Linked DNA regions of Homo sapiens: region 2 is linked to region 1. Evidence: chromatin loops called from intact Hi-C (ENCODE). Cell type or tissue: K562. All regions are shown on one strand. Each heading gives the region's core, and the rest is flanking DNA. Links, peaks and the distances in the headings are about the cores only. Region 1 overlaps MRAP2 (melanocortin 2 receptor accessory protein 2). Region 2 overlaps CEP162 (centrosomal protein 162).

What was found. Peaks named below come from ENCODE experiments on the same cell type or tissue, not always from the same donor. Only the 100,000 strongest peaks of a DNase experiment are listed, where the experiment ranks them.
Region 2: it touches region 1 in a loop (2.0-fold over the local background); 1 of 110 quality-filtered maps calls a loop at or near these places.

Annotation. Positions count from the first base shown.
Region 1 is chr6:84,049,547-84,054,929 of GRCh38, reverse strand. All of the region lies in intron 1 of MRAP2 (melanocortin 2 receptor accessory protein 2), which reads right to left. Among named protein-coding and RNA genes, the nearest start is that of MRAP2, 18 kb to the right of the region's middle. RefSeq lists an enhancer at 1,304-3,156. In K562, for the core only: a CTCF peak has its summit at 2,178; DNase peaks (open chromatin) are centred at 2,199, 2,629 and 4,299.
Region 2 is chr6:84,134,327-84,139,709 of GRCh38, reverse strand. The region is part of intron 25 of CEP162 (centrosomal protein 162); the gene reads left to right. It also overlaps a transcript of MRAP2 not described here. Among named protein-coding and RNA genes, the nearest start is that of CEP162, 91 kb to the left of the region's middle. In K562, for the core only: no CTCF peak of the experiment used is centred there; a DNase peak (open chromatin) is centred at 2,519.

The sequences.
Region 1 (5,383 bases), core at 89-5,088:
CCTGCTGAAACTAGTTCATTGCTGATACTAATTTGATGTATTACTCAATCTCAGATTGACATTGATTTATGTTCCCCTATAAGGGAATTTTTTAGTCTTTCATCAATTAGAATCACCAAGGGCCTCCTGTACCATTCCCAAGCAATCAGCCTATGTGTGGAGGCGAGATGTTTTGTGGGATTTGGGAGGTAGAGGACAGAGAGTTCTGTAAGAAGAAAGAATGTTCAGGAGAAGTAATCAAATTAGTATCAGAAATGAACTAGCTCAGTAGGTATCCATTCAACACCTACTATGCAACAATGGAGATGAGCAACCTAAGGTTTTGTTTGTTTGCTTTTCTTGCTTCCAGTGGGTTTGGAGGAAACTAAGTTTAATAAAATGGAGTGAATAAAGAAAAACAGGCAGCAAAAGTTGCATAGTGGATCTTGCAGAAGATACTCAACAGAAGTCCACAACTTGTCCAACTGCTTACTCCTGAAATTTATGATATTTTCAGGATTTCCCAAGTATCTTTGTTAACTGTGACTATTTTAGACCAAAAAATCCTGACTTCTTTGGGAGAAGATGGTTGCACTGCGCAGCACGGATACCGAAGGTGATAAGTCAATGCAGCCTGTGTTCAATAACTGTGTTTGAGCACCTACTGTGTGCAAGACACCGCACACTGTGGGGTGGGCAGAGATGCCTGAGACAGATCAGTACTCCACAGACCTTCCCTTATAATGGAGAAAGGAAGACAAAGTGACAAATAGCAGTAACATAAGGGAAAATCTGAATGAAATGTCAGCGGTAACAAAGATTCACTGAGCAGTCACCAGTCATCTTGAGCTTCAAGATTCTTGAAGCAGCCCCACTTCAAGAGCTTTCTGAGGTTTCTTTCGCCCGCATCCGTCCCCACTGCCTCCAGGGCACAATCCTCAGGGAAGCTGAGGCAAAATCACCACCACCCTTCCACCCCACTTCTGCATCACTCTCCCCTTTCCCTTACCCCTTCTTTCCCATCCCAGACATGGACTCCACAAAAAAAGACTCCAACCCCACATCATCATACTGTTCAAAGGATGGGCCCAAAAAGCCTAAAATATTTACTTTCTGGTATTTTATAGAAAAAGTTTGCCAATCCCTGCTCTAGAGCCCTGAAAAATCTGAGCTTCAGTTTTCCCACTAGTAACATGAAGATGATTATAGTACCCACTTCATGGAGTTGCCATAAAAGTTAAATGTGATGTTGCATGAAAAATTAAGAAAAATATTAGCAGGCAGCACAACTATTATTAATTAGAAATGCTGATCTTGAATAGAAAAGCCTCGCTTTGTTCTTCAGACACACCCAACTCCCTGGTCAGCCAATTCTTATCAAATGCACCAAGTGTTAATTGATTGATTCAAGCAATCTACCTGCCTCAGCCTCCAGAGTGTTGGGATTACAACTGTGAGCCACGGTGCCTAGACAAATAAATAAAACTATGACAAAAAATTACTTAAAGGCATTTAGATCATTTAAAAGTTAAAATGATCAACATTTACATCCTGGGATTCATGCTATTCTACCAACTCAAAAATAAAATGATAATCTTTCTCTCCTTTTTTTATTAAGGAAAATAAGATGAAGTCTGGTTTGATCATATCATTTTTAGTAGAAATCAACATTACAGCTACTATAATAGCAGAGCAGAGGGAGGGACTAAACTTCATCTGGAATAGAAAAATAGGGAAAAGTACTTAAAGGAATAAAGAAAATAAAGATGGAGGGTGTCGTCTATTCAGCACACCACAGAACCGAGAGCTGTTCTCCCACGGCCACGCAGTTCTCAATGTCAGCACACGGTGGGGACCCCCATTTGTGGCTACCAGGTTCCACAAGACCAGTCAGAAAGCAGCAGTAACACCACCCTCATGGGGCCGGTCAGTGTGTAAGAGTTAACTGTAAGGAATATCAACCACCCACCCTACAATAGAGACATGCCTTCTTTTACTCCCCCTTACACTATTCCCTTTCATCTAAACGAACTATTTAGGGATGGATTACTAAAGGGCATTACCAAAGGGTAATGAAAGCTACATGTGCAAAAGTCCTGAAGGTGGGAAGAGAGGAGCAAAGCTCTGACAAACACTGAGAGACAAGAATGAGTGAATACCAGAGCCAGCCTACAGGAGGTTCTCATTCTGCAGAATGAAATGTGACACCAGCTCTCCCCAGGCAGCCACCAGTTGCCTGGGTAGCCTTCAAACAAAAGGAGGGGCATTTGTCTCCACTGCCTCTTTCCTCTCACTTCTTGAATCCCAAAGATAGCTTTGGAGGACAGAACCTCTGACCTCTTCTTTAAAGCAGTCACCTAGTGCCCTTGAAAAAGTCCACAAGGCATTATTTTTTCATGCAAGCCTCAAATTAATCAGCTTAGGCCATCAGATGCACAAAGACCAACAACAAACATACGGCAGTGCTAGGGAAGTGTTCTGTGTTGTCCCCATTACCAAGCCCAGCAATGACTCTCCAAGCTTTGCTGAAACATAAGCTGGGAACTGCCAGCATGTCCAAGTAGCAGCCCCCAGAGTCTGCTATTCCCGCCACAGTGTGCATGATCTCGGCCACCCACGCAGTGAGGGAGGCAGCCTGGCCCTGAGCCTCACTCCCTGGGGTGCTGACAGGCCGGCAGCTGCTCTCTCTTGAACACAACAGCAGGAAGCGGCAGCTCCACGGGCAGCTGCTCTCTGTATGGCTGCCACTCCTGAGAACCACCCTCTCCGCACCGAGATTTTCTTAATGTCAGATTTCTTCATAAAATTAGAGTCATGAAAAATAACTTCTTTGACAGGAAACATATCCTAAACAAGCTTCCAGGAGCATGAGGGAGAGACTAAATTGCTCTTTTGAACAGCTGAAAGCATCACTGCCAACAAAAGCAAAAATGAAGATTAGGACTGCATCCGAAAGCTAGCCCTGAAAGGAAGCTTACCTTTTCCAGGTGTGCACAGGGTAGTGTGGCCCAGGCCAGCCCATTGTTGGGGAAGACGGGAGATCACAAACCCAAACAGAGAAAGCGTGGTGAGCAGGCCCAGACACCTCTCATTAAACCATCACCCCTTCTCCAACCCACATTCCCATCACTTTCATCCCTTCTTTGGACTATCCAATCTTTCCTGCTCCAACCCAGGTTCCCACACCACTCCTGGGCACTCTCTTTTCCTCCCCGCTCCCCTTTTTTTGAGACAAGGTCTTACTCTATTGCCCAGGTAGGAATGCGATGGTATGATCACAGTTCACTGCAGCATTGACCTCCCTGGCTGAAACGATCCTCCTGCCCCAGCCTCCCAAAGTGCTGAGATTACATGCATGAGCCACCACACCTGGCCTCTTTTCCTTCTTTTATTTTGAGGCGAGTCTTGCTCTGTCACCCAGGCTGGAGTGCAGTGGTGCAATCTCTGCTCACTGCCACCTCTGCCTCCTGAGTTCAAGTGATTCTCCCGCCTCAGCCTCCCAAGAAACTGGGACTCCAGGCACATGCCACCAGATCCAGCTAATTTTTGTATTTTTGGTGTAGACAGGGTTTTGCCATGCTGGCCAGGCTGGTCTACAAACTCCTGACCTCAGGTGATCTGCCTGCCTGGGCCTTCTAAAGTGCTGGGATTATAGGTGTAGTCACCGTGCCCAGTCCTCTCTACCTTCTTAAAAATGGATCAAGCAATTCTCTCCACCTCCCTGAATTTGAGGAGATGTACTCAGACATAGAACTTCTCAAAGAGTGAATAAATGTCTTTGTGTCAATATCCCTGGTGGATTACGATGGTATGCATGTTAAGGGGGCTGCTTCTTTGGAGTTAGACACTTTTTTTCCATGTTAAGGGGTAAACATCAGCAGATGAGTTTTACAAGTGACCACCAACCCAGGCACAGGACTAGCACATTAAGAAGAAATCCAAAAGGTGCCAGAAACCCTGAAAAATGAGCATGCCCCCACACAAACATGCACACAACTGACAGCACAGCTACTAAGGCATTCCAAGAAACTGCCAGCCAGTGCCACAAATCCAAAGACCTATGCTGACCAGTTTGTACAGGGGAAGACCTAATGGCCAGTCAGATGATCAAAGTTCCCAATTGCAATGACTCTCTCACCTTCCTCTTCAATCCTCAAACTCCAAAAGTAGGCATGCCACCCAGGACCACCAACCTCTGATCTGGCCCAGGCCAGAAAGGTCTTTTCAGTTACCTGTTCTTATCCTTCTTCCTCTTACTTCCAGGAATGACTGTCCCCCGCACAACATAGAGAAGTCACCCTTGTGACTCATAACGCTGTCTTTCCTCCAGCAAGGAGACTTGAGAAACCAAAGATAAAGCTCAGACACGCTGCACTTTGGTGGCTGATGAGCCCAAGGTGGGAACTTCAGAATCGCAACTTTAGAAGCTTAATTTCCTCCTTGCACAGAACAATGGTGCACCCAGCTTACTCGTGCCTAGGGTAGGGCCACACAGAAAATGAGAGACTTCAAGGTTATGAATCACACTCTGAGCCAGCTGGATCTTCTTAAAGCATCTCTATAAGGCAATGCCTCCCAGCAAGGGATCATGCTTGACCCTCTCAAAGCTGCCACAGTGTCCTCCCAGGGCAGTACTTTAAAAAAACAGTAACATGGTGTTATTCTCAAGTTTACTTCTGCTTTTTATAGAGTCTGCGTGAACCATCACCTTCTACTGGCACTTCCCACTTAATTCCCAGGTCTGCTGATTCTTTTTCTGTGAATCCATTTTAAGTCAGTGATGTCTTTCCTGGGGCGTGGATTTTTCTCTCCTCCAATTAAAGAAAAAAGGTCATGCTTCCAGGACTTTGTAGTCTTCTCCTCCTCACGACTATTTTGACTCGAGTATGACTCTTACTTTTGAAGTCTGATGCTCTGGCCACTCAATTCAGTCTAGAGACATTACACGCACGTACACACACACACACATGAATGCACGCACGCTGGGCTCTTCGTTTTCAAATGGACATACTTCCCACATTTTTCTACACTGCCAAGTTTTATGCCATTCTCTAGTGTATCCTAGAAAGTACTCAATTACCCAGCAGTCCTCAAAAAATGGTGACTGACAGCTAACAAGAGAATTCAGGATGTATCTATTTCCTGCCTATCCCCCCTTCTCCTGTGCACATAAGCAACTTGTTTCCAGCAGCAAGACAGCTAACCAAAAGTGTTCCCAAGCCTGAAGACTTCTTCCATCTTAACATAAAAATCAATGCCAATAGAAGATCAACTTCCAAAAACAGAAATGGGACTTAATATTTTACACTGATAGATATTCAGTCACCACCTGAAATAAAGAATTGCTTAATTAAGAAGTGGGCACCCTTATTTCACCAGCTGGTGTCTCAAAGGGGACAAGCAG
Region 2 (5,383 bases), core at 150-5,149, 85 kb before region 1:
AAGGACCAGGAAAAATTTTACCTTCCTTTCTTGACTGACTGCTATAGACAGATATCTGGGAGAGCTGAGTTTGGTAAGAATTCTTACCTTTTACCAGCTTCTGCCAGTTTTGCTAGGATTTCATCTGCAGGTTCCAGAGTGGATGGGGTATCCCAGAAAGTCCCATCTGCATTGCCAAAAACTGTCAGGAAGGAAAAATTTTTTTTCTCAACCCATGTGAGTTCCTGTTGGGACAGGCCACTGTAACAAAAGACAGATTAACAAGAGAAAAACAAATTTATTAATGTGTGCAGCACACATCACAGGAGAAACCTCATGAAAAGTAACTCAAAACAGTGGCTTAGAACTCTGGTTTACAAACCATCTTCAACAAAGAACAATCAATTTGTAGATAAAGAAAGGACAGAGGAAAGTCGTTTTTAGGCTACAAAGGTGGGAAACTGTGGGAATGTAAATATATGGTAGGAAACTCATGGAGTACTGCAGATTCCTCTGGTGCCATCTCTGGGCTAATAAGCATCTAGAGCCCTCTTCACTAAAGGAAAATGTATTTCCTACTTTTAGGCAGAAAAAGAGGAGGATAGAGAGCTTTTCTTCCATTTGATTCTAAGATCCATTTCATTCTAAAAAGTGTGAAAGGCCAGGAAAGCTGCACATCCCGTTCTTTGATGCATATATACCATTTATTGTTATTGAAGGATTTAAGTCTCACAGGCAAAATATAGAGCCAATTGTATTATGAAAAGATCAATGTAAAAACACTCTACAATTACGCAAGTGTCAGTTTTTAAAATCTTGTTCTAGTAGTTGAAAGGCTAGTTCAGCATTGTGCATTCTTTTCAGTGTTTAAGATGTACATAAAACTTTGTTAACATAAGCACTAAGTTTACAGAACCTCAGAACTGAAGTAAAGTTTTTAGTGAAAGCAATAAAAGAAAGAATATGTACCTGTTTGCAAGATAATGAAGTCAGTTTTAGTTAACTTAATTGTTGTTAATTTAGCAATACAATGGTAAGACAGTTCTTACTTTAAGAATATCTAAAATACTTGAAAATAGAAGACGCAGCACATGATTTTTAAGCCTCACTACTAGAAAGCTAAGCACTCAGTGTCCTGAGTAAAGGTAATGACACCCTGCCTTTTAATTGGAATACCTACCTTTTAATATGGAGTTTATTTATAATGGCTGTATTCTGTGTAATATTCTAGCTGTTTTGACAAGACTAGTTTGAGGACTCTCCTGACGTCCTGTGTATTATGAGGCATTTCCTCTCAGGGTGGTGGAAATATGAACTATTCCCACCTCTGTGTGAGCTCCAGGAAATGCTCAGGCTATTTCCACTGGCTTCAAAACTGCCTCCAGGCAATAAACTGGACAACTCTAGAGCTCACCTTATTTCCCTTCTCCCAGAAATCACAGTCTGTAGTGCTGTTATCCAGTGTCTGAAAACAGTTGTTTCAAATATTTTGTGCTGTTTTCTAGTTATTTAAAGGAGGAGTCTCCCCTTGACTCCACATGACCACAAGTGAAAGTACACTATACATCGCCACAGATGAAAGCACACTATACATTTTAAACCATTAGTGAACTTTTGATTGCTTATGTGTTTTTAACATTTTATAGGCCATGAGATAACTGAGCAATGATTTATAAGTTTTCAGCATAAAGCAAAGATGATTCCCACTTAGTATATTAATTATAGAAATCTGAAAGGATGTTTCTAAACTCTTCATTATGTTTCATGCCTTTGTTACCTAAAATATTTTCAAGCACATCTTTTAAAATTATGTCTGCTGCAATGGGGTGAAAATCTTATTAAGGATCCAGCACCTCTTCCGTTGATGCTAACTCAGGCATGTATTTTTCAAATCCTTGGGTTTTTTTAAGACTCTAGAGTTTTAATATTCTAGAGTTTTAATATTCTTTTGTGTTTTAGTATTCATCATAGATTTTTCAATCTATTGTTCCACTTCTAATTGACTGCAAAAATCTTCAGTTCATTTATTTCTTCACACCCTGCAGTTGTAGAGAAAAGACATGAATCTTTACTCATGATCCCTATGGATAACTAAGGATTGATGCTATTATTGCTTATTTTCATATTTTTTCTATTATTAGGATATACATTTTACTGATTACAGATTTTTTCATTTGTGGGGTTTTATTTTTTTTAATCTGCATATTTTATAAAAGATATAGAAAATATTTAAGACTTACCTCTAATAAGACCCCAGGGACTATTGTGGCCCACTCATAAGAATTATCAAAATTCTTACTGTAATTTGTCGCAAATATTCTACAGCTAGCTGCTGTTGTTTTATGAACAGATAGTGGAATGATCATAGGGTTTATAAGATCTGGGTTTAAATTCTTGACTTGCCGTTGTAAGGCTCGCTAGCATGTTCAAGTAAACGTTTAGAGTCACACAACAACCATAAGGCCACACTTGGCATGCTGGATACAGGCCAGGAAACAGCAGGCTAGCAAGGCAGCATGACGCATTTCTCTTCAATGCAAGTCATTCTCACAGCAGTTCATATAGTTGTCCAGGAGCTGTCCAAGTGACAACAAAGGTGCAAGGAAATAAGACTCATACCACCTGCCAGGTATGACTCTTATTCCCTTGCTAGTTTAGATGCCGCATGCTCCACAAGAACCGATATCTCTTATACTAATCCTTGCACGGTGGCTCCCACAACAACATGCTCAGTTACAAGAGTCAGCATGGTCAGGAGAGCCCAAAACTGTCTTCCTATGAAGTATTTCAGTTCATACAAAGTCCCCCAAGCCTAGGTGCCTGGTGTGTGGCCGATGGCCATTCTTTATCAAGGGGAGAACAGACACAGAAAAGTGATTGAACCCAAGGTCAGTTTCTCATGCAGAAGAAAAAAGTTATCTGTACATAGCCACTTCTAGTGTCTTTAAACTCTCTCAGCCTCAGTTTTTACAGCTATCAAGTTAAATAAGACCTTCATAGCATTTTTTTTCATTGATTTAATAAATACTTAGTGAGCAGATGTCAGTCCCTGTTATTTGCTTCTTAAGATATAGCAGTGAAACATCTGGAGTCCTTGCTGTCAAGGAACATTCTAACCAGTGGGACAGAAAAATAATCAAACAGATACATATAGCCTATAATGTCTCCCACTAACTGCCTTTGCTTCAGAACTGTGTCACATGCTGCTGCGGTTTGAATATCCCTGCCAAAACTTATGTTTAAATTTAGTTGATGTTCAAGCAGGAATGGGTTAGTTATCACAGGAGTGGGCTCATGATAGAAGAATAAGTTCAGTGGTTCTCATTCCCTCTCTGTCTCATCACCTGCCTGCCCTTCTGTCATGGGTTAATGCAGCAAAAGGCCCTTCCCAGATGCCAGTGCCATGCATTTGGACTGTCCAGATGCCGAACTGTAAGCCAAATAAATGTCTGTGGTATTTGGTTATACCAGCAGAAAACAGACTAAGACATGTGCCCACCTCTAAACCAATCACTGCCAAGAAAAACTGGACAGCTATAACTGATCAGTTGTTTTTGTCCAGTAGTTATCCAGTAAACTGACAGTAAAACTGATCAGAATTTACCCCAGCATCACATGAACACCTGAACAATATCAAGGCCTTGTCAGCAAAGAAAGCAGGAATGGCTGCTTAAGACACAGTGCCCAGGATCTCCTTCAGTGCTAACCTAATTAGAATCTAAACCCTCTAGATTAAGTAAGTACTCACAATTCCTCTAGCAAAGTGACCAGGAAGACTTATGCCAATAGTTACAAAGCACGAAGGCACATGACATGATTGAAAAGTACACAGATACAGTGTACCAGGCTCATTTTTTTGTTGTTTTTTTGAGACAGTCTTACTGTTGTCGCCCAGGCTGGAGTGCAGTGGCACAATCTCGGCTCACAGCAACCTCTGCCTCCCTCATTCAAGTGATTCTTATGTCTCAGCTTCCTGAGTAGCTGGGATTACAGGATTGTGCCATCACACCCGGCTAATTTTTGTGTTTTTAGTAGAGATGGAGTTTCACCATGTCGGCCAGGCTGGTCTGGAACCCCTGACCTCAAGTGATTCACCCGTCTCAGCCTCCCAAAGAGCTGGGATTACAGGCGTGAGCCACCACGACCAGCCCAGGCTTGTTTAAAGTAATAAAAATAGGAATAATTTTGTGGTTCAGTTTAAATTGAGATGTGTAGTTTCTAAGATTACTCACCAACAAGTAAGAGAACAAAGACAAATGTCTTCTCTGGGAAGCAGTCTGTCTCTGGGCTACGCACAGATTGTTTGAACTCCAGCACCTGAGCCACCTCCTGCCAGCAGTCAGTGATATCTGTCTTCTCCAGTAAGAAAGCATCTTCACTCACCTTTAAGTGACATCATCTGGGTGAATCACTCTTTTTTACTTTAGTAAAGTAATAAAAAGATAACAGTTTTATTCATTAAAGAATATATGCTTTTATGCTTTTTATTGATGCTATTTCTGTCCTTAGTTGAGCATGGATTCACTATGCATGTGTTTTTATACTATTAATACATAATAATTAGTATTAGCAATTAGAAGGTATAAAATCACTATAATCCCACTACCTAGTTATATTTTGCTCTATATCCTTCCAGATTTTTTTCTATTCATAAATAAATACAAATATTGTGGATATGGTTCTCATGTGTGTACATATGCAAATACATGTTTGTTCATGTATGTATGTATGCATGCATATGATTTTCAAAGCATTTTTAACCTAACACTATATATGTGTGTGTGTGTGTGTGTGTGTGTGTGTGTGTGTGTATATATGATCTTTTCATGACAGTATATATCTTTATTGGCACTTCTATTATACCATTTCAAAATAGAGGCATTATAATATAATTATTTATCAAAAGTTTAATCTGTGGGGGGGAGGCTGGCAAGATGGTCAAATAGGAACAGCTGTATTCTACAGGTCTCAGTGAGATCAACACAGAAGGAAAGTGATTTCTACATTTCCAACTGAGGTACCTGGCTCATCTCATTGGAACTGGTTAGACAGTGGGTGCAACCCACAGAGGGTGAGCCAAGGCAGGGTGGGGCCTTGCCTCATCCGGGAAGTGCAAGGGGTCGGGGAACTCCCTCCCCTAGCCAAGGGAAGCCGTGAGGGACTGTGCCATGAGGAACGGTGCACTCCAGCCCAGTTACTATGCTTTTCCCAAGGTCTTCGCAATGCACACACCAGAAGATTCACTTGGGTGCCTACGCCACCAGGGCCCTGGGTTTCAAGCACAAAACTGGGCGGCCGTTTGGGCAGACACTGAGCTAGCTGCAGGAGTTTTTTTTCATACCACAGTGGCGCCTGGAATGCCAGCAAGACACCCCTGGAAAGAGGGTTGAAGCCAGGGAGCCAA